7 separate regions of the Mus musculus genome follow, and regions 1, 2, 3, 4, 6 and 7 are each linked to region 5. A link is a loop called in an ENCODE intact Hi-C map of the cell type or tissue named here. Cell type or tissue: heart. All regions are shown on one strand. Region 1 overlaps Cubn (cubilin (intrinsic factor-cobalamin receptor)). Region 2 overlaps Cubn (cubilin (intrinsic factor-cobalamin receptor)). Region 3 overlaps Trdmt1 (tRNA aspartic acid methyltransferase 1). Region 4 holds the start of Rsu1 (Ras suppressor protein 1). Region 5 holds the start of Vim (vimentin). Region 6 overlaps Cubn (cubilin (intrinsic factor-cobalamin receptor)). Region 7 overlaps Cubn (cubilin (intrinsic factor-cobalamin receptor)).

Region 1 (4,000 bases), 160 kb before region 5:
GAACAGCAGTTAGCATTGTTTGCTGTGTGCTAGGCCCTGTTCTCATTCTTTGTGTGTATTAGCTCATTTACTTTGATTGTTCCATTTTACTGAGGGAAATGACACCCAGAGACTGAACAACCCATCCATGGTTATTCAAGCTTAGATTTAAACCCAGGCTTACTGGCTCTAGAATCTTCTTTCTAAACCGTCATGCTCTACTGAGCAGCATAGAAAGGACTGAGCAGGTCTGCAATAGAGCCCGATGCTTAAGGGTCACTTCTAGCCAGGGAATATTTGAGGAACATGAAGCTTTATTCTTACCACCCCACAGCTGTCAGCAGGCTCAACTGATTTGATTAAACCCTCCTTGAACAGATTTGATTCTAATAATGGGCTCCTCAACTGCACAAGTAAGAAATTTCATTTCCAATGATATTTTTCAAGGAGAACTAAAGAAGACTACTATTAGACTGACAACAGAATTTCTGGATCTTGAGAGATTGTTCGGGAACCCTGCATGGAAGCAGTTGTATGGACATGTGACCAGCAGTTATGTGCAAATACAAACATGTTTTTTCATTTCCCTTTTTGGAGAGGTTAGGAAAAAACAAACTTTAACTGGATAGAAACTTCTGTCTTTAAACAGATTCCAAGAGAGAAAGAGAAGACAAAATCCTAAGCAGAGCTGCATCTGTGGACTAAGGGGACGTGGAAGTCAAAGGCCACCCACAGAGAGCTCTGGGGCTGCTGAGGATTCTAGCTCTCTGCTGGGGGAGGAGACAGATGCCACTGGGCTGAGCTGCTGGTTAGCTGGAGGAACACAGATGGCATGTTCAAGAGAGGGATACTGCACTAAGGGTGAAAAACATCTTCCTCAAATGTCCAAGAATGAATGCTAAGTTCTCTCTGCAAGGATGGAAGAAGAGTCAAGAAAGCAATTCTAGAATGTTCTTAAAAGTCCTCAGTTTGAACATTATTTCTCCACAGCAATATGGGGCTTTGCCCCATCTCCTCCGCTTTCCACCTCAAGCCCAATAATGGATCTCCATATTATTTGAGTAGCCACAATCATTTTTAAAATATACAGATCTGAAAACAGCATGGTGGTACTTGCCTGCAGTCATTACACTCACCAGGCTAACACAAAAGAATTAGGAGTTCACGGCCAACCCTGGCTCAACAACTGCCCCCCCCTCAAAAAAAAAAAAAAAAAAACTCAACCAAAACAAACCAAAATAAAACAAAACAAAAAGCACACACATGTTCAATAAGGGAAATATTACACTATGAAAATATCTATTTGATCATGCTATTTCTTTTATCTGGCCCTTGAGAGACTTACAGTTCTGAAAAGGAACACTGAAATTCATGACTTTCTTATTGATACCCTAGAGGCCCCTTGTAATCCATCTTCAGGTGTGCAGAGTCAGCTTTCTCTTGTCAATCCTCAACCTCTCTGATGTCTGGGGATCCTTCTTCCTTGGGTTTGTGTTCTCTGGTCATCAGAAAAGCTTGATTGCTTCCCTGTCTGATGCCTTCAGAGCACCCATCAATAGCCCTCTCAAACAGATAACGCAGCCTACGATAGACTCTTTATTGTGTGATACGTTAGCATCTGTTTCATCTAGTATGACATGAAAAACTAATGATATACAGTTAATTTCTACAGTTTAGGAGTCTAAAACATCTTCTACTGTCTGGATGGTGAATTGTAGGCTAGTGATAGCTTTAAAAAGCAAATAACTAGCCCCTTAAGCTGTGTTTATCTCAGCATTTCTCTCATTCAGTACAACTCAAAGCTCTTGTTTCTGTGGCATATAGCAATGTGGTTACCCTGAACAGACTTCCCTGTTGTCTGTGTTCATGAATCACTGTATGGAAAGCTAAGAATACGTGTTATGACTCTGATGTGACTGAGCAATGAATTTGCATGAAGCATCAGCAAGTGGTATGAGTTTGACACAAAACCCAAATAGCACTGTGGGTGATTAAAATACCATGTGATCCACAGTTGTGGGATGGGAAATATCTTAGGACACAGACAGGGAGTATGGTGCCAAAATGGAGAATTCAGGGACATTGGTGATGGGCTTGTTAATCCCTTTCTTATTTGAAATGCATTATTTTGTAATTGAAAATCGCTGTAGCATAGTGGTTGTTTTGCAATTAAAAAGAGGACGTGAGAGTGAAATATATAATGACATAAACATCTGGTGAGTAGGATGACATCAGTAAGGATTTGGCAAGAGATGAAATAGATTGTATACACTGGAAGGAAATGTATTTGACAGAAAGCACTGACATAATCAGGAAGAATTTGAAACTTCCTTAAATTGAAAGGGGAAAAGGACAGGAAGGGAGGAAAGGATAGGATGGAAGAGAGTGCTGGCTAGTTTAATGTAGACTTGACTCAAACTAGAGTCATCTGCAAGGAGAAAACCTCAATTGAGAAAATGTCTCCATAAGATCCGGCTATAAGGCATTTTCGTTTATCTATCTATCTATCTATCTATCTATCTATCTATCTATCTATCTATCTATCTATCTATTTTTATTAGGTATTTTCTTCATTTAGTGAAGGGAGAGGGTCCAGCTCATTGTGGGTGGACCCATTCCTGTAGTGGGTTTGGCCTAATGCTGCTTGTATTTTAATGCTAATTTGGGCCCTCCTAAACTGTTGGCAGGAGAATATCTCCTCCTTGTAGCTATGGGAAAGTAAGTGTACTACCTGGTTTTGTGTGTCAACTTGACACAAGTTGGAGTTATCACAGAAGAAATGCTTCCATGAGATCCAGCTATAAGGCATTTTCTCAAGGAGGGAGGGTCCACTGTGGATGGTGCCATCCCTGGGTTAGTAGTCTTGGATTATATAAAAAAGCAAGCTGAGCAAGCCAGGGGGAGCAAGCCAGTAAGGAGCACTCCTCCATGGCTTTTGCATCTACTCTGTCTCCAACTTCCAACCCTGTGTGAGGTCCTGTCCTAACTTCCTTTGGTGATGAAAAGCAATGTGGAAGTGTAAGCTGAATAAACCCTTTCCTCCTCAACTTGCTTCTTGGTCATAATGTTTTGTGCAGGAATAGAAACCCTGACTAAGATAATAAGATTCATTTTAAAGAGAAATATTTATTGTACACAAAGGCACACACTAAGATACCTACCAGAACACTTGTAACTTACCAATAGAGTTTTGAAATGAAGATATTACCATTAGTAATGACTAAAGTCAGCTCTATCTAATGAGATCCCTAGTGGATTTTGGACTGCAGCTAGATTTAATAGCCAGTTTTAAATGTTATAGTTCTAAATCATTAGAGACAATTTTTGAAAGTTCAATCATCTATCTATATCTGTTTGTGTGTGTGTGTGTGTGTGTGTGTATGTCACTTGTGTGGGTACTCTGTGCATACATGAAATGTTAAAAAGAGAATATCTGGTGTCCTTTATCATTCTCTGCTTTTTTTTTTTTTTTTTTTTTTTTTTTTTTTTTTTTTGCTAGAGTCTCTCCTTGAACCTGAGGTTCACATTTTTCTTAGCTAACCTGGAAGTAAGAAAACCCCATAATCTGCCCCAGCAAGTTTTTCATCTTCCATAGCTTTCTTCCATATAGTTCTTCCATAGATTTACAGGTATCCTATCGGATCTGAACAACTCTAGCCTTCATGCTAGTGCCACAAGTGTTCTTAACCACCAAGCCAACTCTAAGTCCTAGACTGCAGTCTTTACAAAGGAAAAATGCTGACACCACACGGAGACATTCAAATAATCTGCAGAAATGGCACTTGGAAGGCCAATCAACCATGTGAGCCCCTGTTAGATGTCATGTTTGCACAAAACCATAGATTTTGTTGAATTATTGCCATGGTTATTTCTCAGAAATGAGAAGTGCTATTGTGGATTCATTGTAATGCTGTAAAAGGAGCAGTTGTTGTGGAGGTGACCAAATGATTGGGTCAAGTGGTACACTGACTATAAGGACTGAGACAACTGAGCATGCCAGTCATCAACCTATGATTTGGGT
Region 2 (4,000 bases), 190 kb before region 5:
GAAACAGCTATGGGACCTTGGACAAGTCAACGAGTCCTCTAAGTTTCCTGTCTGTGCTTATAAGATGAGGATATACAAGAGAATTCCCTCACAGTGTAAGTTGTAACTATTAAATAAAATAATTCTTATTAGTTAGAAAAATACCAGGGATATAGTAACCATTTCATAAACACCACTAACCTCACCAGGCCTGAGTGTCTATTAAAACACTTTGTTAAAAAGTATTTAACATTTAAAGTAAGTAACTTATTTTGACAGCCTGAGATCTTAGGCAGAAAATCAGTATTGCAACACTTAATTTTGGATTTGACAAATTTAATGCTTATTTCTTTTTACATTTCCTAAGAGTCCAAAACCTAGTCTATGGCATGATGTATGCAATTGGACACTTACGCTTGCTGAAGTTTTTGGTACACTGCTTTGGCTCCTGGTGGATCACACATGTGCACCCACCCGGGAGCTATTTTTGGATCCTCAAATGAAAGACACACACATTATCTTATTTTTAAATGCCTTGGCTACCTCAAAGACTGGGTACTTCTAAACCTTCCCCTGAAGTGGCCATTTACCCAAAATCTCACGTGGCTGGTTGGCTTTATCTCCTGAAGCTCTGTATCCCACCCTTCTTCCCGGAGTTATGGGGAATCTCTCATTCTTCTCTGCATCCTACCTATACAACTGTAAGTGTCCTGCCCCATGCCCAGCCATTGGCTGTTGGCATCTTTATTGATCAATCGAAAACCAATTGGGGACAAGGACCTTCAGAGTCTGGAAACTCGGATTCATGGTTGAATCAAAGCATTAGTACACTCTCCAACCATTTTCTGATGTCACCTGGAGAACAGGACCTAGTCATGCGTTCAGCTAACAAGTCTCTCCAACCACCTCAATTCTGCTCGTACATGGACTGATTGGCTTATTCATATCCTTAGAACGTTAAACCCTGTCATGATATTGAGAAGTCACAAAGTCATTAAGGGATAACTCTCATGTCTTCTTCTAATAATTTTGTAAAATTCATCTAGGCTTCAGCTCAAAAGCTTACAGCATGATTCCGTAGGTTCACCTACCTCCAGGGACTGCTCGCCATGAGGCATTGAAACCTCTTCCATTTAAAGAGCTGTCTGTCTTAAATCGGATTGCTAGTTCATTATCAGTGCTGGAAATCTGCATGGGATTCGCCGATGGTGATCGAGAACACAACTGGGCTATTCTTGGAGAGTGAAAATCAAGACCTGTGTAGATCTAACAAGGATGCAAAAAAAAAAAAAAAAAAAAAGGACATTAGTTAAAAGATAAATCTAGACATATCAGCCCTGTTTTGAGCTCATTTTTGCAACCAATTCTTGGACTCTATTATGATTAGTAATTGTACTTAGCCTCCCTTGGTGGGATCAACTATAAACCTGAAATGAGTATTTATAGGCACTCCCTCTGCCTTAGGAACACACACTTTCAATCACTTACAAAATACCTATTTGCTTCATCTGATAGAAAACACCCAGACTACTCTAGGATCTTTTCTATCTTTTGCTTTCTTCTTTCTCATCAGTCTGGGGATTCTTGCTTTCTCTGGAGAGACATTGCATATAATATAGTATAAAGATTGATTTTTCTAAGTCTTGGAAGTCTCAGGTGAAAGCTGGTTTTGCTTTTGAATGTTGAGTTCACTAAAGGCTGTTGATTATCTAGTTATACTTTTAGGAAATCTCATCTATCCTGAAAATTGGATATTTTACAAGATTAGGAGTAAAACATAACAGGTATGTTTCTTCAGAGGAAATCAAAATACAACCTGCAAAAGTATATTCTGGAAATCACAGAAGTGACATGCATTCCCCATGTCTGCACTGAAGAGCATGGCCAGGATCTCCTATCTCCCATGTGGAAACCCTCCAAGTCTGTCTCACATGGCTGCAACCCTCATGGATACCTCGAAATTTGCCCAACTGTATAACTGACTGGGATCCCTCAACTCAGTGGTACATTCTATAGAAAGGGGTTTTCTTTCCTAAGCCCTATTCCAGCAGAGCTCACATGCTGAACACTTATCTTAAGTGTGCATGGACTAGGGGTGAAGGGAAGATAAGACTTAAAGAAACAAACACTGACACTCGTACTCCCATATCCAAGGTTTCATCAAAGTTGCTTTGTAGAAGGCAGAGCAGTTTGGATGAGAGTTTTCATGCATGTTTGTGTCTGAGTCCTTCACAGCACCCAGGGCCAAAGCCAGGCAGGAAGGCAGCTCTGGGTAATGTCTCAATGGGCAGCACCCCTTCACCTCTCACTGGGCCTCCCTCCTCCTGCTCCTCCCTTCCTTCCTCACTCTCAAGCCCTCAGCTGACTGATAGGGAATTCACTGGAGAGTTCCCTGGGGGAGACAGTGAGAACAAGAAACCTACTTTGGAGGAGAAGTACATGACTTGAATCTATAATGATTTCTTTGTCTGATTAATCCACCCTCCCTCCCCCACCCCCCACCCCCGCCCCAGCCCCCAGTAAAGCAAGAATTAAAGTAAGAAGAAACTGCTGTTTCCCAGAGGGCTGAACACAAGGCCAGTAACTGCAAAGGAATGAAGCCAGCAACTGCTCTGGGCTTATTTTCATTAGGAGATGATGTTTAGTGTTTGGGAGGCCCTGAAAAGGCCATAAAAAGCAGAGCTTCAGGAAGAGCCTCCTTTGGCCCCTTCGACATACGCCCTTTCCCCATGTCTATCTTTCCTTCTGGCCCAGGCTACAGTCTCCAGCAAATGCAGCCAGCAGCCTGTGCTCCTAATCAAGGGAGTGCAACCACCAGCACATATTTCCAGAGAGCACGGAGCTGGCACTAGATGCTGACAAAGAAACCTACAAGTTGGCAAAATAATGTTTGTTTTCCTTGTTCATCTATTCCCCAGCGGTCATATTCATACCAGCTAGGAGTTGGCTAGGACTAGGAGCCTCCAAAAGAATAAACACTGCCACTTTGGACATTCTTTGCTTCCCCTGGTACTGGGCTGAACTCACAAATGACCATTGCTGAGAGGCCCTGTCTATGCTAACTGCCCACACCAAGCAATTGTCTTGTTTGATTGTGCCAGGGAGGGGATTTCCTCTCCTGGATGTTGATCCAGGCTCTGCACAGAGCTTTCTTGGAGACTGAAAACAAAACCATCCTGGGATTTCCATAACCAAAACAACAAAATGGCATTTTTTGGTGCCCATAAATAAAACTGATCATTAGCGTATGGTCACAAGTGGGAAAGGATGGAAAGAATTTCAGGGTGTGATTCATTCCACTCCAGTGTGACTAAACCCTGAAAATGGCATGCTGATCAGAGATTAAAGTGTGTTTTTAGCAAATGCCCAGGGTGGGGAGTATTTCAAAGCCTGCAGTGTTAATCTGTTCTGAGCATTGCTTTCTGCTCTGTTGGCTCCATTTATTTTGAAGACCAAGTCAGCATAACAGGATTATGGCAGTTGCTTTATGCAACTGGCCACTTTCTGGACAGTAATTCTTTAGGGAAAGAAATGGCTCCTGGTAAAACTTAGGGGACCCCAGAAAGTCCAATGTCTAGTGATGGTAATTTTCATTTGGCTGTGCTTGACAGGATTAAAAAAATAAGTGTGGAGTTGAGAAAGTTAGCCGTTTTTCTGGATCATACACTCATCTGGGTAACAGATTTAGAAATCGACTGTCAATATATTGTCAGTGACTAAGAAAAAAAAAAGCAAAGGAATGAAAAACAAAACAACCACAAAAAATACAGCCTCCTTATGCTCATTTTAACACTAGGTCACTACAGAACTTTCCATCTATGGCAGAGATATGAAAAAGGAGTTACTCTTTATAGCCTTTGGGGTCTTGACATATTCCTTCAAACTATGTTCTTAATAGAACTTAGGAGCCCACAGAACTCCCAGCTTGTCCTAATACATGTAAACTTGAGCAGGTTGCCAACTCTTGTCACAGACATCTTTGCGCTGGCATAGGACCACCTACCCCTAACAGTGCTACTTG
Region 3 (4,000 bases), 49 kb before region 5:
ACTATTAAATAGTGAAAATGATCTAGGTTTAATTTAAGACACAGTTCTTGTTAAAAATATTAAATTTGAAATGAGAAATTATAATGTGACTATGAAAAATCTGAATTATAATATTAATTTTGAGAAATACACAAATTGTAAATGTATGCTAAAATTTTTCACAAATTACTTACATATAAAATATTTCTTAAGGGAATTCTGTTTCACTGATCAGAATTAGCTATGAATTCAAGAGGTGAAAAATTTAAAGTGAGTAACATAATCTGAAAGAAAATAAATGTACCTTAGATATACCTATAACATAGCATTACGTATTTACTGTTGATCAAATTATTTTGCTATTCTGACTGTAACTGCGGATTCCTATGCTCGATGATGAATTATCAATATCTAAAATGAAGGGATATATTTACAGAGCATTTTAAAGCTTTGAAAGTGCAGAAGATGGCCTAGTCAACCATCAATGGGAGAAGAGGCCCTTGGTCTTGGGAAGATTCTATGCCCCAGTACAAGGGAATGCCAGGGCCAGGAAGCAGGAGTAGGTGGGTTGGGGAGCAGGGTGGGGGGAGGGGATAGGGAGCTTTGGGGATAGCATTTGAAATGTAAATGAAGAAAATATCTAATAAAAAAATTGTAAAAACAAAAAGTGCAGCTTAAGCTTTTAAAGTTCTTTGATTTTCCCTTCTCCTTTCTTTCCTCTTTTTATCTCCCTTTTGGTGAGGGTGAGATATGTGTCATAATTTAAACCCAGGGCCTCAACGCATGCTGGGCAAGAATTTACTTAGCTGTATTTTCAGCCCATATACTCTTCCCAAAGAGAAAAACACTTATTACACATACCTTGTGAATGGCTGGCATGGAGGGCTCATTAAAATCATATTGAAAGATAGCTTGTCAAAGTCTTCCAGTGAAATACCCTAAGAAAGAAACATTTGAAAGAAAAAACAGACAGAATGAAGAGAAGACTAGACAGAACTAAAGCCATCAGAGATCACAGTTTCCATACCACAGCACAGCTTTACAACGCAGCTTCAGTTACACTAGCCTCCGTCCAAAGCAACTTTGTGAAGAAGCTGTGCGGCTGTGCGGAGGCACAGTGACTTCGTCCACAGCACTAATTCCTCTGTGAAGACTCAGGTGTAATGCTGTCGTTTTTGGACTCGACCATGTAGAACTTATTTTGTAATCAACTATATTGGGAAAGGTCTGGGGATCTTTAAGTGCCCATCTATTAATATGCTTCTCTGTTCAGTGAGTGTGTAGTGATGAGTAGCTGCACTCTTGTCTAGTGCTCTCTGCTGATTTACTAGCAAATCAAAAGGCCTCATGTTCAGATACCAGCAAGTAGTTTATTGTTTTGTCCTTAGCACAAGGAACTTCAAATGATTATACACAGGAGTAATTAAAATAACACCTAACTTGTTCCTTTTACACATGCATATAAAACGCATATATGTGTACACAGATCAGAAGATAAACAATGAGAACACATGTCAGGGATTTGCCAATACTCCTTAAGCAGTCTTGGCCAGAAATGTAGAAAGAATAGACCAGCATAGCAACCTCTATAATTTTTATGACAAATCTCTAACAAGTTTGTGTAAATTGGTAAAGCAGGAAATTTCTGAAGAGTGAGTTGACCTGGGAATGAGTCAGCTGTCTCTGTTAAGTTAGTGACATACACAAGGGCAGAAAATAACATGGATCTTGAGGAAGTACTCATTTTTTCTAATTTTATTACAAGAGATTAAAATGTTCAGAAAAAGTCAGGCAGTGGTGGCACACGCCTTTAATCCCAGCACTCAGGAGGCAGAGGCAGGCAGATTTCTGAGTTCGAGAGCAGCCTGGTCTACAGAGTGAGTTTCAGCACAGCCAGGGCTACACAGAGAAACCCTGTCTTGAAAAACCAAAAAAAAAAAAAAAAAAAAAAAAAAAAAAAAAAAAAAGGGGGGTGGGGGCAGAGGGGGCTGTAGAGATGGCTCAACAGTTAACAGCACTGACTGCTCTTCCAGAGGTCCTGAATTCAATTCCCAGCAACCACATGGTGGCTCACAGTCATCTCTAATGGGATCCGATGCCCTCTTCTGGTGTGTGTCTGAAGACAGCTGCAATGTACTCATATAAATAATAAATAAATCTTTAAAAGGACAGATGGATCCTGCTGCAATGATAATGAAATGTGTTCAGAAAAAGACACCAAATTTTATGAATGCTTTCAGATGTAGTGTTCCTCTTTCCAAAACAGGTTCATTAAATAATAGCAATAAAATCTTTACTTGTAATACTAGTGCATTTCTGAAAGGAAGGCCACTTTAGTCACATTACAAGCATCCTTCAGATATGCTTCTGATCAATTTGCTCACGTTTTATTTATAGCTATGAAGCCTGTACTTACAAGACAATGGTTTTCCTATCTTGTAGCATAGAACTGACAAACAATGGAAACTTCCAGCTGGCTACTTCTATCCCATCCTTCCCTGTGAAAGTATTTTATACACTATATCTACAGCAATTTGATGTCCCCTGAGGACTATACCAGGTGGCATGCTAATCTCTTGTCTGAAGTCATTTATCAGTGTCAGCTGAGTCCCTTTCATCCTTTATCCACATTTTCCTTCATCATCTGTTCACTTTATAAGTACAATATGTTCCTTCATTCAGCAATTGTACCATTTACATGGCAGTCATTGTCGTATTCAACAATGAACAAGCTCAGTGAAGTGTCTGCTTGTGAAATCTATACACTAGTCACTAGTGATTTTCCTCTTGTTAGCTAGATAAATGAACTGAGTACTCTGATTTTATCTATAGCTTTTTGACTAAGGAGTTCCACCTATATGTGATGTTTCAGCTCAACCGCAGATGATAACAGACTTCTCTGGCAGGCTTTCTGGGAAAAGCTGCCTTTTTCAAGGCCACCCTGGTACACAGCCAGAATTGTATCAACGTGTCTGAAGGGAGCTGCAGTCAAGGTCTTGCTGCCTTGGACAATCATGCTCTTAGCACAGCTATCTTCCCGGTCTCAGAGTGTCCATTCATTCTAAATGAACCCATTTCTCCATCCAGAAATTTTGCCTATCAGAAGTCACCTGCTACTGCCTGCTAGAGCCGAGGGAAGAGACTGAAGGACAATCCTCCCCACAATATCTCAGTATATAGCACACTTCCAGTCCTGGGCCTCCCACTCACCCTGGCCTCACGCCACTGCTCCCTAAGCAGGGAAACAGCCTCCACCTGACTCAAGGTAAATCCGTTCAGGGTCTCCTTAGAACCTGGCTGATACTTTCTGACCTAACCTGTATACGTTAACTGAAAAGGTCAGACTCATAGAGGCAGAATGAACTGGTTGAAAACAGTAGTTGAAGAGTACCCAGCTTCAGGTAAGGCCCAGGAGTGAGTCCAGGCAATCTATTACACAGCATGGTGATGGACACTGTACCTGAAACTGCCCAGCAGGCTCACACAAAGTAGGAATGTAGGGGAGGAATATGCCAGTCTGCTCAGTTTAACCATTTTGCTGCATCATATGTGAATATATAAAAATCACATGCCATAAATAGATATAAAAGATACTCTTCCATGGTCCTTACAAACACACACATTAACAAACTGACCCTTGTTTAAGTGAGCTGGAGGTGCCTTCCCCGGCCATTTCCCTGTGTCCAATAATTTCATGGTTACCATTAGCTATTACAACTAGCAAGGAACATAATTAAAGTTTGAGTCCTCAGCCATCTCCTGGTGCACATCTGGGATCTCAACCGTCCCAAACACACAGAGTTCCTCACCGTTTCTCTTCAAGAGTAGAGCAGAAGAATACCGAATTGTTGGAACTAAAACAGTCAGTGGATACTATATCGAGAATTAGTTGATTTGGGTTGTATCTGGTTAGATGTGCTTTAAAATATTTACATTAAATTAAAATTTTAATAAAAATTTTAATAAAATACTCAGGGATGCCACTTGCTATTTTACAGAAATTTTGGAACCTAAACATACC
Region 4 (4,000 bases), 300 kb before region 5:
ACATGGGTCTTCATCTTCCAGAATGATACAAATGGCTCAGACCACTGTGGGCTCAGGCTTCAGCCCATAGGGAGGCATGCAGCAGGCAGAGAACTAGGTGCTGTTCAGGGCGCAGATGCACCTGGTCCCCTGCTCTCTGTTTAGCCTCTTCTTCCTTTACAGCAGTGGAAACCGAAATAAAGCCAAAGCAATGGGAGTGTCTAGATCCTCGGCAGACACTTCAGTGTCAAAAATCACCACAAACCCATTCTTACTGCAAGAGACCAACACATGTCACCCAAACCAAGAAGTTATCAAGATGCTAAGGGTATGTCAAAGCAGGACTCTTCATGATAGCTAGATGTCTGCAGTCCACTTTGGCCTTAATGTGTCAACATCCATCCCAGCCTGTACTCCAAGAACAGACAAGAGTCTTCATGCCTAGGAAGCTATCCACTGACTTTAAGGTCTCTGTACAGCTCCCCTCTGGTTGATGTTCTAACATCCTACTCTGACTCCTATCAACATTTAGAGTGCCGACTGTGTTCCAGACACTATTCTCAAGAACACAAGCATGGCATTGCATATTCTCTTGGTATTCGAATGAGGAAGAGAGTCTACTGGATTAAAAATAAATTAATTGGACTGGAGAAATGGCTCAGCGGTTAGGATCACTGGCTGGTCTTCCAGAAGTCCTGAGTTCAATTCCCAGCAACCACATGGTGGCTCACAACCATCTGTAATGGAAGCCCTCTTGTGGTGTCTCTGAGGAGAGCAACCGTGTACTCACATATGAAATAAATAAATCTTTTTTAAAAAATTAATTAATTAAAGGCTATGCAATCTGTGCCTTGTAGAAAGGTGGGTTCACACAGGAAGATAGAAAGAGAACGTTTTTCATAGGCTATGATGTCTGAGCTGACTCTTGGCAGTTAAGTTAAGGGACGTCAGGTGGAAAGGCATATAGATAAGGAGACAACAGACTTGCAAGTCAGGAAGATCTGGCTGCTCAGGGTCACTCAGTGGAGCTTATTCAACATCGCTTGGAATGAATGCATGGAAGGGATCGGTTTATGATCAGAATCAGACCTTGTATGTCCCGCTGAGGAATGTGGGGGTACCACTCTCAACAGTTAAGCTCTCAGAGGATCCAAATGAAGTCACAGGAACCTACAGAAGCGTGGTGACTTACTTAAAAAGTGTTTTCAAAGACCAGAATTAGTTTGCAGAATTTAAAGATCATGAAAAAGTGGACACTAGAATTCTCAACACAAAATCTGGCGATAGTGATGCAGCATTTACACATGGGGATAACCGTCTCCATGTGGAGAAGAGGAGATGCCCATGAGAAGGGCACAGGCAATGGAGTTTATGACCATTCCCACTTGTACTGAGTTCCCTGTCTGGTTTTACAGATGAGAAAAAAACAATAAAGTAAGAGTCATATAAGTTCACAGCTGAAAGCAACACCCTGATTAAACGGGTGCTGAGCTTGGATCACAAGATTGAGCAATGCCTGAACACAAATGGGAGAATGACCCAGGAATACGTAATGAAGGAAAATGTTGAAAATACTACTGGCACAAGAATTCTTACTATGCATGTAATTTTTGAGTACCACCAGCTCATGATTCATAGAGTAAAACGTGACTTCCAAATTACAAACAAAAATGGCTACTTGGGACACTACATGGAAGATGGACTTCAAAGCTATGAAGCTCCCTCACCCGCTGAGAAGGAACTGCAGCACACCTCGTGTGACGTTCTCATCTGGTTCACCAGTCCCAGCAGAACTAACTGTGGTTTGCAAGCTCCTGACAAGTGACCAAGTGACGAGCAAAGGTGGAATGGCAGGCTTCCGAAACTCGCCTCCCAAGAGAGCAGTTACTTACAAACTTAGCAACTGTCCAAGAGAACTTACACAAGCCGTTGACATCCAACATACTGGAGATACCCCTGTCACTCATGTCCACTTCCGGCTGGTTCTTCTCCCTGCTCTCCTCCACCAGCTTCTTCAGTGACTTGGACATGTTCTGTAGCAAAGGACAACAAAGCACGTGGATGATGGCAAAAATGGGAGCCTGGGGGTTGTGGGGCAGGTTAAGGCAGGAAAGGAGCAGAGGCCCAGGCTGAATTCTCCAGGGCTGCCTAGGGGAGAATGGGTATCACCATGGAGTCCTTAATGGAGGACTTGGACCCCGCACACTCACCGCAGCGAGCAACACCTGGTGGGTGTGATTAGGGACCTGCAAGGGAAACTCGGGTGGAGAGCGATGAACTGGATCAGCCGAAAACAGGATCCCGCAGCAGGAACACACCCTGTCCCAGCGATCGCGCAGGCGCACACAAAATCCGGCCAACCCCACGCCCCTCCCGGCCTGACACTTCCCAAATTAGGAGAACTGTTTCCCAGCTGTGGCTCCAGGCGAGGCTCTGCCCACTGAAGAAAGTGGACCCCGAGGCGGACCAATCGTACACGTTTTAGTCTCAGAGACTCCGCCCTACGCTGAGGAACGCCCATCTTCTTGAGTTTGGAACTTGAATTGGACTCAGCAAGTGCATGTGATCTAGATTCTGCGCATGCTCAGTAAGCTAGCTGAAGGACAAAGTTCTGTGGGCGGAAGCAGGGGATTCTAAGCTGGTCGCTGGTACCGAGGTAGACTCTTAGAATGCAGCTTGTGTTGAGGGATTTGGAGTTCCGTCCTGAGAAATCCACAAGTCAGGTACTCTCTTTTGTCCTGCGTCTTTCGTTGCCGGTCCCCTCCCACGGAGAGTTGTTACCGTGAGTCCCTCGTGTGCCCCTGGCTGTCGCAGACCTGGTGGAGGTATGAGGTCTGGATTATGGTAAAGATTCTGAAGACAAAGATTCCGCCCGAAACTTATGTCCTCAGCTGGTAACTCACAGGTTTCTGTATCTAACTGTTTTGCTCCGTTCCTTTTGGTCTTGGGAACTGGAATCTATCTCCCTTAGGGTTAGATGCTAACAGTAAACCACGACTATGTCAGAAGTCTGAGTTGGTGTTTACACCCATGAACCGTGAAATCTTGGCTCTTAGAACTCTCCCACTTTCTTCAAATAGAATGGATGGATAGATAGATAGATAGATAGATAGATAGATAGATAGATAAACTTTCTGCTGACCCTCTGGGTTCTACCTCCTAATGACTAGATCTTGATGACCCAGTAAAAAACTTAATCTTAGTGACAATTTCACACTATTAAATAGGAAATCATTCCAGAATTATTCCTCTGGCATTAGGTACATGACAGATAAGCAGTCAGACAGACGTGCAGAAGTTTAGACACACATATATAAGCAATGAGCCAAGCAGGTACTAGAAAAAGATTCGGCACTTTGAATTTGAAAGCAGAAATTTCTCCTTAAACACACTTCAGATGAAACGATGATACTTGCAATGCAGGCAACTTGCATTGTCCAGGCCTCATCACTTTTTTTTTTTTTTTTTTTTTTGGTTTTTCGAGACAGGGTTTCTCTGTATAGTCCTGGCTGTCCTGGAACTCACTCTGTAGACCAGGCTGGCCTCGAACTCAGAAATCCGCCTGCTTCTGCCTCCCAAGTGCTGGGATTAAAGGCATGTGCCACCACGCCCGGCTTGCCTCATCACTTCTTAAGCTAGACATTTGCTGAGAGCACTGATCTAGCACAGTCTCATACAAGCTGTGGATGCAGTTTCAGTTTCTGTGAGCCCTCTAAGCCCAAAGCATCAATATTTATTAGTGCTTTTTGAAAGGTTACTGATAGTTTTTCTCTGGCTGTTTCTGATGGAGATAGTTTTACTATATAAGTTTAAAGCATCATTTAGGGCTGGTGTAACAAAACGCCATAATTCTGAAGGCTGGAAGCCCAAAGTCAAATGCAGGAAGATTTGATGTCTTCTACCCCTACCCTGCCCCCTTAGCCTGGAGACTGCCGCCTTTCTTTGCACCCTCACATTACTTTCCCTCACCCCAGTTCAGTTCATCCTCCACGCAGCTATGATGACCACAGCAGATCTCTTG
Region 5 (4,000 bases):
CCCAACAATCACAAGAACGGTTATTCTCAAAGTTGGTTTAAAACTTCGGACAATGAATGAGCTTAGCGCTCTTGGAGTCTGGAGTCAATCTCAACTAACGGTTTTCCTGAACCGCTAGACGATCTCACCCTCAGGGCTCCATGAGTCATATCCACTGACTCAGCGACCCCACCCCGTCCCCTGGGCTTTACTCCAGAGGCAGTGGCTCCTAATCCTCTCTAGTTGAACTGAGTCCGTTAGATCAGGGGATATGACCACGTCAAACAAGCCCTCTGCAAAGGTCTTGAGCCAGATATCTTGGGCTGTGTGCTTCTCCACCCCCAATCTCGGGCCCTCTTTGTTTCTCTCTCCCCGGCTTCCGATCTGCAGGACTGCTTTTGCAGGCTCTTCCTGCTCCTCCGCTCTCGGATCTCCCCACCCACCCAGTCCCAGAAGACCGCAGATCTGCGACTGCGACCACGCCCCTCCTACCAGCGCGCCTAGTCCCACGCCCCTTTGGCCCAGTGCCAGGGATCGCTTTACTCAACTTTCCAGAGCCCCCCTTCCTTCCCCCATGAATCCTTCCCGCGATCCCTTCTTTCTCAGCACCCAAGGGTGAGTAGAGAGTTCGGGTGATCACCAGGAAAGCCCCTGAAAGGCCTAGCACTTCCAATTAGTAACAGGACTGTGCTTGATACCCTACAGCCCTGGAGGAAGGCTCGAGGGGAGCTCCCTCCCCCACCCCCCTTCCTCACTTCTTTCCGGGTCCCCATTGGCTGGCTCGCTCGGCGGCTAGGATGGCAGTGGGAGGGGACCCTCTTTCCTAACAGTGTTATAAAAGCAGCGCCCTTGGCGTTGTCCAGTCCTCTGCCACTCTTGCTCCGGGACCCCAGAGACCCCAGCGCTCCTACGATTCACAGCCACCGCGCCCTCATTCCCTTGTTGCAGTTTTTCCAGCCGCAGCAAGCCAGCCCACCTTCGAAGCCATGTCTACCAGGTCTGTGTCCTCGTCCTCCTACCGCAGGATGTTCGGTGGCTCCGGCACATCGAGCCGGCCCAGCTCCAACCGGAGCTATGTGACCACGTCCACACGCACCTACAGTCTGGGCAGCGCACTGCGCCCCAGCACTAGCCGCAGCCTCTATTCCTCATCCCCCGGTGGCGCCTATGTGACCCGGTCCTCGGCAGTGCGCCTGCGGAGCAGCGTGCCGGGCGTGCGGCTGCTTCAAGACTCGGTGGACTTCTCGCTGGCCGACGCCATCAACACTGAGTTCAAGAACACCCGCACCAACGAGAAGGTAGAACTGCAGGAGCTGAATGACCGCTTTGCCAACTACATCGACAAGGTGCGCTTCCTCGAGCAGCAGAACAAAATCCTGCTGGCTGAGCTCGAGCAGCTCAAGGGCCAGGGCAAGTCGCGCCTGGGCGACCTGTACGAGGAGGAGATGCGGGAGCTGCGCCGGCAGGTGGATCAGCTCACCAACGACAAGGCCCGTGTCGAGGTGGAGCGGGACAACCTGGCCGAGGACATCATGCGGCTGCGAGAGAAGTAAGGCCTGACCTACGCGAGTGGTGGGGTGTGGGAGGGAGGGGAGTCCTGGGCCTTGCACTGGGGCTGCCACGCCCTTGGGGATGTGGCTGGGGTGGCGGTTGTCTGGAGGATAGCAGAGGAAGCGGGCCCCACCCTGAACCTAAACTTTGCAGTGAACATTTCTCTTTTCGCCTCACTCAAGCACTTCCATTGAACTTTTTAGAAAGTTTCTTAGGTCCTTCTTCTGGGCTTACAGTTACCAGACAGGAGGAAAGAATGGGTGTGAAGGGTTCCAGACAAAGAGATGGCAAAGGCATCTGGGATATTGGGACAGGGGATTGGCTGTAATTGTAAGGGAAGGGCAGTGATTGTCTTTTCCAGTGTGCCCCAACTCCAGCTAACACCTGCAGAGAGCTGCCACCTCGACAAGTTGCAGTAACTACTGTGGGTGGAGGTGTCACAGCAGCTCTGGACTCAAGGCTTGGCGGCATTTGTGGTTGGGTGTGGCCGCCCCGCCCCTGGCGGTTTTCCAGTTCCCCTTTGATTAATGTGCTGCTGCTTCAGATTGCAGGAGGAGATGCTCCAGAGAGAGGAAGCCGAAAGCACCCTGCAGTCATTCAGACAGGTTTGTAGACTTCTTTTTCACATGCAGCCAGCAGCCCAATGGAGCCAACCCGCGAGCGGTTCTAAAAGTTACTTCCCTTAGGTTTTAAAAGGTGCAGAACTTCACGTCTGCTTGTAAAGCCCCCTGGCGGCGGAAAGCGCACAGATTGAAAAACTCCACTATTTAGGGCAGTCTTTGGAACATGAAGGCTTTATTTTCTGCTTCGTTTCCAGATTTTTCTGATCCCCCACACCCCCGAAACATTTCTCCTTTCGTTTTTTGAAACATATCGACATTCGGATATTGAATGGTTACAATTTGATTACATTGTGGATTGTGAAGGTGAAATTGGCTAACTTTCACAAGGTCATAAAAACCACAGTTGCTTCCTCCAGTTGGAAATGTAGAATACTCTGGAGGATGAGAAAGTTTAACTGGAATTAAGCCAAGTTCCCTTTCTTCCTTCGAAGTTCGGCACTGCGTGAAAGTTAGCAGAAGAGTCATTGCACAACCATTTTTGAAATCTAACAAGGGTGAAAAGAAGCCATCTGTTCCCGTAGCTCAAGGGTGTTAAAGGTTTCTATGGGCTTCACTATGGAATGTAGATAGGGACGTTCTGGCAAATGCGGTGGCTCTGGACAGAAAGAATAGGGGCCTTTGTGTTCCCAGAGCAGCTTTGCAACAGGCTACATTCTTATTGAATATGTAATGATGTAACCACAGTTCCAATTGGACACAAGTATTTGCTAACATCCATTATCTTGTGTCTGGGCCAGGCTTGTGAGGTATGCCGTGTACAAAGTTCTTAAAGCTAAAGTCCTCCCTCACATTTGGAAAGGCCCCCTTTTAGGGGGGTTTGTAGACTCATTAGCACCCTCCACAAACAAAATTAAACCCTAAACTGAAGAATGGAGTATTTTATGGAGGGAGGATTTGTTTGTTTGTGTTTGTTCCAGGGTTAGGCATTACCTTAGCATCCCGAAGTGGACAGATGGCCAGTTCAGTCTTGTTTGGAACACTTGTTAGGATCAACAGCCAAACTCTCCAGATGAATGTTCTAAGGTAGCATTCTGAAGGCATTTGCATCCTTAATGGCAGTAGACGAATATGCAGCCCCTTTCAGTCACTGGGCATTTTCAGTCATCACCAAAGGAATGTTTTCTACAAAGCACTGAGTTAATACACACCATCTCTTATTTGTGGACTAAAAATTGTTTCATTCATTCATTTAAATGAAATGACACATTTAGCTGAACTTTTTCGAGAAGGTTAGTCCAATATCATTTATATATTTTTTGATGGCTTAGCAGAAGTCAGAAATGAATGATACTACTATTTAAGTTCTTATATTCTTTTTTAAATTAGTATTTTCTTTGGGACTGATAGAGTAACTCAACATTATAGTTATAAACTATACTGCAAATACAGTTGCTTACAAGGGAAGTTTCCAAACATTTCCTTGAAAGGAAACAACATTTCACATGCAAGATTGAACAGTCTGTCTTAAAATAGATCACTTTATAAAAACTCTGCAGAGAAGTTTAAGTATAGTTTCATTGTAAGTGTTTTGATCTGTCATCCTAAAACAGACAAAGTCATTGAAATAACACTGTGACAGCTGGGACAGGCAGAAATACCCTATAGGCTGAGCCAGGGTGTTTTACACATTAAAAAAATTAGAGAAGGCAAAACAATATAGTTCAGGATTATATTTCTTTTCCTTCTTGCCCGAGGAGCATATCTCTGCAAATGCAAGACCTGGATTTTGAACAATGAATTACTACTTGATACGAGGCTAGCCTGGGAACCTGGATGCCAGATAACTGAGTGCTTATTCTAAATTCCAAAGATAAGCATCTGAAGGTTTGAATACAGGAAACAAAAAA
Region 6 (4,000 bases), 180 kb before region 5:
TGGGAAAGATTCTATAGATTTCTTTTAAATGTTTATTGGAGTTCATTTATAAAATTAGCTACTGCAAGCTTAGGACTTCTTCAGACCACAGTGAGATGCCACCTTTTCACAGTGAAACTTGTGAGAGAAACTGCTGATTTCAGACAGCAGGCCACGACTTAAAGCCCAGACTTTGGGGTCTGACACCAAAGGTTCCTCTGGGCCAATCCCATGGTCTCTGAACTTCTGAGTCTGAGTTAGTCACTTAGTGTCTTGAAGGTGCCCTTCTCAGCCATTTTTATCTACAAAGAGACAATGTTGCTTCTTTCACAGAAGTATTAGAGTGACATAGGAGATAATATTTTAAAGTACCCAGTACAGTGAAATTATTATTTTTTAAATAACAACATCAAGAGTGATAATAAGTAATGTCAGTAAGGTCGGTACATTAAATATTAATCATAATCATATTTTAATTCAATTTTCACAGGCCAATGTAATTTGTTTTGTCAGAATTAATGACCTGAGGCCGATTTCCTGGCAGAGAGGTGACTTACCAGCTAAAGGTTTGCTGACAGCTAACAAGATGGAAGCAGAGAGATGCCTGCTACAAGTTGACCTCTGACCTCCACATGCATATATGGTATGCACACCTACACACTATACATATAAATAAATGAATACTATGAGTAAATAAAATGTTTAAAAAATTCCTAAAGACAGAGTTAAAATTATTCTTAGGTGATAAAAACTTACATTGTTTAGTCTATATAATGAAAAGAAAAAGCATAAAATGATTTTGTATCACTCATTATATATATGCAGAATATAATTCTACTAACTTCATTAGTATCATTCTGCCTACTTGGTGAGAGGAAGGTGACATGTTTGCTGAGCTCACAGCAGCAATCAAATAAAACTAATCTGGAGATAGGTAAGAGTTAAGAGACAGAAAAGATTAATGTTCATACTGAACATGATGACTGTCCTGTGTGAGTCTGGCCATTTGTGTTTGTTACAATTGTCAGAAAGAAATAGCCGATCACTTCCCTTTTCACATTGTGTGAAAAAGCAAGGAATCTCCTGGAAAGAATGTGCAATTTCTATCAGGGAAGTGGTTGCTAGGAAACCAGAACACAAACAGAAGATTTGAGAAAACTCTCCCTTTGGCCCCAAATCAAGGACTATTTTAAATTGTGCAATATATGATTTTGGAAGGTCATTATTCTTTGAGGGTTATCCCCCCCCTGCCCCATTTTATAACGGTTTGAAAGAGCAACAGTGGAAATAGCACTGAAATTGCCCTCAGAGGGTTTCAAACAGTGGCAATGTGGGAATTGGGACATAAGGTCCCAAAGGCTCTGGCCACATACGTAGAGCCAATGCTAAGTGAAGGTCAACTTTATGGGTGTGTGTGTATGTGTATTTACTGTTGTTGTCAAGGAGGCAAAAAACAAATGTAAATAAAATAGAGGTCTCCCTTTTCCGTGTCTTGTGAAAGATCTGCACATGCTCTCCGTTGCATTTGCTCACAGAACTTGCCATGAAAACTCTTGAGCCTGAGGCAAAATGAGCTACAAAACTGTTTTTGAGAAAATTATTCCAACAGCAGGATTATTGGCAAACAGATTTCTTTGTTTTTGAGACAAGGTCACTCTATATTGCTCAGGCTAATCTCAAACCCATGATCAAGTGAGTCTCTTGCTTGGCCCCCTTAACATCTGGAAATAGAGGCAGGCACTGTTATCTGCCTGGGTAAACAGATTTTTTTTTAAATTAGCATCATTCATTCAGAACAAAGCTACAACTGAGAATTTGCCAAAAATCAAGTCAGTTACAGGATCATAATCAAAACTTTGAACTTATCTCCATACTAAAGCAGTATTCATTTCTAATCTTCATCCCTAAAAATGTTTTCAAGTAGCACAAACACAGAAGTCCAAAATATCAAAGTGGGCAAAATAGAAACACGCATTTATGTGTACAGTATGCAAAAGTCTGAGGGGAGACTTAGTGAGCTGTTAAACAGCTACTTTTGTGCTTGAACACAACTAGTGGTTTCTGCTTCAAATTTCCTTAAATCTCTGTCCAAACCAAACAGAATTTATGTCATACTATAATCATAAAACAGTGGCAGGACTCCATCTTTTCTTTCATCTTTTCCAATGACTTGCTTACAGGTTTGGTGCATGCGCGAGTTGCACCTTGTTCATGACTGAGGGCCCTTTAGAGGCAGAGGAGCTCCTGTGTGCGCTCCTCTCTGCAATGTCACAGCTTAACAGGAAGTGCCACCCTAAGAGTAAGTCCATCACCATCTGAGAGGTAGGGCTCTCCCGGAGCAGGTGATACATAGGCCAGTTTTATTGATTGGATCTTTCCTGACCACAGTTCATGAAATTGCTTTCGTTGTAAACACCATGAAGAAATATGGCTCGAGACAGACCCAAAAGAGTGATCATGAAATAATTATAAAGCTCTCAAAATAATATTCAAATATGAAAACCTAAATAATATGATTTCCACACTGTAACTTTGGAGAAAGTACCAGGAAAAGAAAATGTAGCATTTCTGTGTTAGAATTTGTTATAGTGCTGTCTGTATCACCAACAAGTCACTCTAGCTCTGTCCCTGTTTCATTGTGTGCATTTCTGTGTATTCGTGCCTATGTGTATGTATATGCATGTGTGGTTTTATTTTTAAATTTATGTGTATGTGTTTTGCCTGTAGGAATGTCTGTGTATCATGTGTAGGCCTGGCACCTACAGAGGCCAGAGAGCACTGGATCAACTGGACGTGTAGTTATAGATTGTTGTACCATGCCAATGGGTGCTGGGAACTGAACCTAGGTCCTCTGCAAGAGCAGCCAGTGCTCTTAATTGCTGAACTATTTCTTCGATGGTGCCTTCAGATCATTGTTTCTGTGTGCCTGTAAAAGATAGCCCCAGTACCTATGCTATTACTACAAAATGTCCCTCTGTGCAAGGCACTGCATTACCTTATATATCTAGAGTCCTATAGCTCAAAATAAAAATCCATCTCTGGGGACTGGGGATGTAATGTAGCAGAGTCATGGAGGGCTTGCTCTGCACCCAAATCCCTTGAGATCCATCCCTAGAAACAGAGAAAAAAAATCTATCTATGGTTTTTCCCTGGTGACAGGAAAAACTATTAGCCTTTTTTGCATTTGTCTTTTATCAGTTGGACAGCCAGCCGTGACTTAATTTCTATCACATGCTTTGCTTAGTGTTTTTAAACCTTTTGTTTACTATCAGCTGGCTTCCTACAGAGCCTTTCAAGATATCTTCTAATTTTTTATTCATAGCATTTGATACTGAGATATTTCCTGGGCACTGCATGTGCCTGTACTATGCCACGATGCTTGTTATCTATATAATTTAAATAAGAAGTTTTCTTTTTAAGACAGGGATCATAGATGCTGTGAGCTGTCCCTCTGCATCTACCCTGCCAATTCCCTAAGAAACGGACAGTATTAAAAACTTGAGTGCTTACAGAAACCCAAGCTTACAACTCAAAGTCACAAAAACAAATAAAAGTGTCAAATTAGAAGAACCTCCCCAGAAAGACCAATAGTAGCCACACACTATTGACTGCCCCCAAGATCTGGAATGAGGCTTGACACTGTATAAGCTCCTGGCCAGCATTCCGAAAGTGAACATTTGAGAAGCCCTTGGTGCGGGGGCTGAAAGTCCAGTTAGCTAGAAAGGCATTATCTTTTGAACCCAGTCACTCATAGAAGGTCTTAAAAATGTTTTAAAATGTTCTTACAAACAAACTTTTAAAACCCTAGAGTCTAGAGTCGCAGAAATCTCATTAACAACTAAAAAGAAAAGAGAATGGGGTGGCCCCCATCTGGGAGGATGATGTCATCTATCTCCCCAAAGAAAAGGCCACACTTTCCTTTGTGGAAGTCCATGGTGACATCACCTCCTGATCACATGCCATTTAGCTCTTCCCCTGCTGGGTCCCTAGCTGAAGTGCCCGCTGCCTTTGCAAATGTCAC
Region 7 (4,000 bases), 200 kb before region 5:
AAATGCGCTTGCGCTCTTGGACCCGGGTATACTAGTGTCTGCATGCTGCCTTTCCTGGGCCTAACTGCAGATCTCTGGCACAGCACAGCTCCTCACTTCCATCCTGATCTTTACGAGATTTGAACTCCATCTGGCAATTCATGTCTCTGCTTAAGTGAATTAAATCTTAGCACAGTAAAAGAAACATGGGAAGGGCAAGATCTATGGCAGTAAAAGAACTATTCATATCTGTCAGGTCCAAAGTAAACTCTAATCCCCCAAACTCCAAAAGGTACTCAAAATATCAGAAATGGGCCCAACCTGGATTAAAGGTGGGTTTCTGGACGTTAGATAAAGCCCAGCATTCCTCAGGAACTTGTGAAGTCAGTTTCAGTCTACCAAAGGAGTCTTTTCCTTTACCTCCAGCAAGACAAAAGGTTCTCCAACTAACATACACCTCTGGCACCTCTCAGCATATCAATGTCCATGCTGGCCCCAGGCTCCCTCAGTCCCCATTCACAAGTATTTGTTATACATTTCAATGCTCACCCGCTGGTCTCCACCCACCTCCACCCCCACTTCTTATAACCTAGGTCTAGCCTCACTAGACTTTCTCTATTCTCTCTCCTCTGCTACTTTCCCCTCTCTGGAAGATAGCACTGGCCATGACCAGTCTTCTGGCTGTGTTCAGTCTACTTCTTTTTCTACCTGCTCTAGGCTCTTCCAGATGCCACTGTATATTTTTTCTCTCTGATGCACAATCGAATCTTCCCATAGCGTGGAGCAGTCGTGTCATTGGTTTATACCATATCAAGATACAAAATCAACCTTGAGAACAGAGAACTCATGAACCACCTCCATGTTATATATGGTAGCGTAGCTGCTAAGGGAATTCTCAGCTTCAAATCTGGCCCCAAAAGAGAGGAAGTACTAAATGACAAAGAAGGGAGGCTCTCGGGATATGGTCCATGCTGTTAGAGTCATAGATGTAATCAGGGAAGGATACAGAAACCTGACTCCTTGCAATGGCTTTTTTTGAGGGGAGAGAGGAAGGAAGCTGGGCTTCCGCATTAATGATATTTCCCAGTACGCTGGTCTGAAATGGAAAACCAAGTTAAATTGACAAACTTCCATCTCAGTTCAGGACTCCTACTTTTAAGCTGTTATTGTACACTATGCCATTCGGCCTTCACATTTTTCAAAAGACTAGGAGATGTGACCAGGCCTAGGAGCAGGGCCGTAAAGATCCCTCAAGAAGGAAACGTTTAAAAAGACGGAGCCAACATGAACATCAAACATGATAAATACCCTGGCCCATGAGCTGTGGCTTCAGCTCAGTTCCTTGCTTTGCTTTGGCATAGCTACCGGAGATTCATTTGACATAGGCATGGGAATGGCTAAGCAGATTATCACAAGTGAATCACAAAACAAACATTTCAAAGCCCTTGCTCAAGCAACCTAAAACGTCTGATGGGGATCAAGAAAGAAGGGAAGAAGGGAGAGAAAAGGAGAATGGGGAGGACCTAAAAAGGAGGGGAGAAGGAAGGAGGGTGACTGTCCTGAACTCATTGTAAAACAGTAAATATTTAAAGAAGGCTGTTTCCCTTTCTCTGAAACTCTAGTTATCGATTACTCCTGACTCCCTTCAGTCCCCTCTGGGAAGTGACTGTGTTTTAAATGCAAGCATATCATGGGCTGCATCGAAGGGGGGTTGGGGGGAGACAAATTATGGACCCTGCCTTAGGCGCCTGTCCTGTTGAGCTCTGGGTGTTGTGGGCAGATAATGTGAGAACAACAGGCTCTGGTGCCTCAGAGTGAGGCTTGTGGGTCTGGATTGTTTCAGTTCAGATCAGACACTTGGCTTCCTTTCTTTTTCCCTTAGACAGTCACCAAAAGCTTCAGGAAAAACAAACAACCAAAACCGAACCAGTTAGGGGCTGCTTGCCTCCTCCTCCTCCTCCTCCTCCTCCTCCTCCTCCTCCTCCTCCTCCTCCTCCTCCTCCTCCTCCTCCTCCTGCTCCAGCTGTTTGCCTGAGTGCATTTCTCCTTGCAAATAATAGGCAGGATGGCCTGTGCTCTGCTTGCTTTTTTATCTGCACTGATTCACACAAGGCAGACATTCCATTGCACTGAGCACAGAGGCTGCTGGAAACAGAGGTCAGCCTCTCAGCAGCCCTTCCTTCTCCCCCCTCCCCCACCGCAGTCTGTCCCTCCCCCTCCTTCTCACACAGAGTGCAGCCGTTTTCTCCCAGATCAATAAGAACTTACAGACCCATAGTACCTAAGGCTCAGAAGAGAAATTCTAACGAAGCAATTAAACTGGCGGTTGGAGGTCACTTTAACACTTACCCTTCAGGAAAGAAAACATAATGGAGTCACTTTTCCCTGATGACTACACAGAGCCACCCCCCAGCCAGCAAATGCTGTCTAGCATTAAACACTCATGACTTATCATCCCCAAAGTCAGAGGAGAGCTAACACCAGGCTGGAAAGCAGGCAAGCAGGAATCACGGACATTTTACCAAATTATATGAAGCCCAGTACAAGTCAGCTGTGTGTGGGAGCCTCAACATTTTAATAGAAGTGTTGAAAGAAATCAGTTTCCCTCCCTTTTCATTATAGCAGAATGAAATTCTAGACAACACATCTGTACCATGTTTTCTAAGTCCTCATGCAACTCAAAATAATGAGGTCCTATGTCAATGACAGTGTCCTCTGCAAATCTTAAAATGCACGGATCCCAGCAGGAGTACAGATGGCAAGGACTCATTCACTCATATAATTACGGTGTGTCTATTAGGAGGAATCCATGCATCAGATTTCTGCCTATGGGTACAGACTGCTGTGGGTTATATGAAAGAAGATGGATGGTATTTATTACCTTATTGCCTTAGTTAATTGTTCATCACAGTGATAGAACACCTGATAGGAACAACCAAAGGGGGAGGGGAGGTTGTATTTGGCCGATGGCTCTATTTTTAATTTTTAATTTGTTTCCTCTGAATGCTGAAGTTTGCCTTTCAGTCCTGATGCTCCAGCTTGGGGCTATCTGTGGGCTTGTCCTCCCTTCTAGATGAGCTGTGATCTGAACACACAGAGAGAAAGATGCGACTGCCACTCAAACCCCACTGTGCTTGCATTCCAGAGACTGAATGTGAGAGGTCCTGAGAGTCAGACTTTGACAGAATATTGCCCTTACCATCCATTGTAACCTCCTGTGGAAAGCCTTCTGGAGTACCACTTGGCAGGAGTCTGACATTGGCCAAAGACAAGGAAATGGGCTTTAGACAGGAATCTGACATTGGCCATGACAAGGAAGTAAGCTCAGGCAGGAATCTGACATTAGGGCATAATAAGGAAGTAAGTTTTGGCAAGAATCTAACTTCAGGCTGTAATAGAGAAGTAGGGAAAGGCAGGAATTTTAGTCTTAGGGTAGAACAGAACTAGGCTTCAGACAAGATTTTGGGCTTGGACAAGAAAGTGGGCTCAGGTATTTTGGTCATTATGACAAGCCCTTTTAAACTGTCATGGGAGTAATCACTTGCTGCTTTGTTAGTTACTTATTGTACTGTTTGCCCAAAATACTTGCATGTAATTAAAATGGTATAAAAAGTGGGTTGGACGTCAATAAGACAAAAAGGCCACCAACAGATTGGGAAAGGATCTTTACCTATCCCAAATCGGATAGGGGACTAATATCCAACATATATAAAGAACTCAAGAAGGTGGACTCCAGAAAATCAAATAACCCCATTTAAAAATGGGGCTCAGAGCTGAACAAAGAATTCTCACCTGAGGAATACCGAATGGCTGAGAAGCACCTGAAAAAATGTTCAACATCCTTAATCATCAGGGAAATGCAAATCAAAACAACCCTGAGATTCCACTTCACTCCAGTCAGAATGGCTAAGATCAAAAACTCAGGTGACAGTAGATGCTGGCGAGGATGTGGAGAAAGAGGAACACTCCTCCATTGTTGGTGGGATTGCAGGCTTGTACAACCACTCTGGAAATCAGTCTG

The links. Hi-C counts contacts between places; a loop is a spot of excess contacts. Peaks named below come from ENCODE experiments on the same cell type or tissue, not always from the same donor. Only the 100,000 strongest peaks of a DNase experiment are listed, where the experiment ranks them.
Region 1: a loop joins it to region 5, with 3 times the contacts of the local background. A loop is called at or near these places in 18 of 42 quality-filtered maps.
Region 2: a loop joins it to region 5, with 2.5 times the contacts of the local background. A loop is called at or near these places in 7 of 42 quality-filtered maps.
Region 3: a loop joins it to region 5, with 2.0 times the contacts of the local background. A loop is called at or near these places in 3 of 42 quality-filtered maps.
Region 4: it touches region 5 in a loop (7-fold over the local background); 8 of 42 quality-filtered maps call a loop at or near these places.
Region 6: a loop joins it to region 5, with 4 times the contacts of the local background. A loop is called at or near these places in 8 of 42 quality-filtered maps.
Region 7: a loop joins it to region 5, with 7 times the contacts of the local background. A loop is called at or near these places in 5 of 42 quality-filtered maps.

Annotation. Positions count from the first base shown.
Region 1 is chr2:13,415,096-13,419,095 of GRCm38, forward strand. The region is part of intron 27 of Cubn (cubilin (intrinsic factor-cobalamin receptor)); the gene reads right to left. Among named protein-coding and RNA genes, the nearest start is that of Cubn, 75 kb to the right of the region's middle. In heart, no CTCF peak of the experiment used is centred here; no DNase peak of the experiment used is centred here.
Region 2 is chr2:13,382,800-13,386,799 of GRCm38, forward strand. It overlaps Cubn (cubilin (intrinsic factor-cobalamin receptor)), which reads right to left. Exons shown (of 67, transcript NM_001081084.2): 30 at 1,071-1,245. Among named protein-coding and RNA genes, the nearest start is that of Cubn, 110 kb to the right of the region's middle. In heart, no CTCF peak of the experiment used is centred here; DNase peaks (open chromatin) are centred at 2,292 and 2,752; H3K4me3 peaks cover 567 bases; H3K27ac peaks cover 2,581 bases.
Region 3 is chr2:13,524,778-13,528,777 of GRCm38, forward strand. Trdmt1 (tRNA aspartic acid methyltransferase 1) reads right to left here. Exons shown (of 11, transcript NM_010067.4): 3 at 841-917. Among named protein-coding and RNA genes, the nearest start is that of Trdmt1, 18 kb to the right of the region's middle. In heart, a CTCF peak has its summit at 2,090 (motif pointing left); no DNase peak of the experiment used is centred here.
Region 4 is chr2:13,269,011-13,273,010 of GRCm38, forward strand. It overlaps Rsu1 (Ras suppressor protein 1), which reads right to left and starts at 2,405. Exons shown (of 9, transcript NM_009105.4): 1 at 2,190-2,405; 2 at 1,901-2,012. The coding sequence starts at 2,009. Gm13270 (a long non-coding RNA gene) reads left to right here and starts at 2,567. Exons shown (of 3, transcript XR_865976.2): 1 at 2,567-2,702. In heart, a CTCF peak has its summit at 735 (motif pointing left); a DNase peak (open chromatin) is centred at 2,431; H3K4me3 peaks cover 1,892 bases; H3K27ac peaks cover 1,438 bases.
Region 5 is chr2:13,573,467-13,577,466 of GRCm38, forward strand. It overlaps Vim (vimentin), which reads left to right and starts at 845. Exons shown (of 9, transcript NM_011701.4): 1 at 845-1,528; 2 at 2,075-2,135. The coding sequence starts at 966. In heart, a CTCF peak has its summit at 2,272 (motif pointing left); DNase peaks (open chromatin) are centred at 205, 265, 745, 2,025 and 1 weaker place; H3K4me3 peaks cover 4,000 bases; H3K27ac peaks cover 3,111 bases.
Region 6 is chr2:13,395,123-13,399,122 of GRCm38, forward strand. The region is part of intron 28 of Cubn (cubilin (intrinsic factor-cobalamin receptor)); the gene reads right to left. Among named protein-coding and RNA genes, the nearest start is that of Cubn, 95 kb to the right of the region's middle. In heart, a CTCF peak has its summit at 3,964; a DNase peak (open chromatin) is centred at 3,929; H3K27ac peaks cover 1,423 bases.
Region 7 is chr2:13,370,268-13,374,267 of GRCm38, forward strand. All of the region lies in intron 31 of Cubn (cubilin (intrinsic factor-cobalamin receptor)), which reads right to left. Among named protein-coding and RNA genes, the nearest start is that of Gm13270, 100 kb to the left of the region's middle. In heart, no CTCF peak of the experiment used is centred here; DNase peaks (open chromatin) are centred at 1,024, 2,084 and 3,224; H3K4me3 peaks cover 1,029 bases; H3K27ac peaks cover 3,393 bases.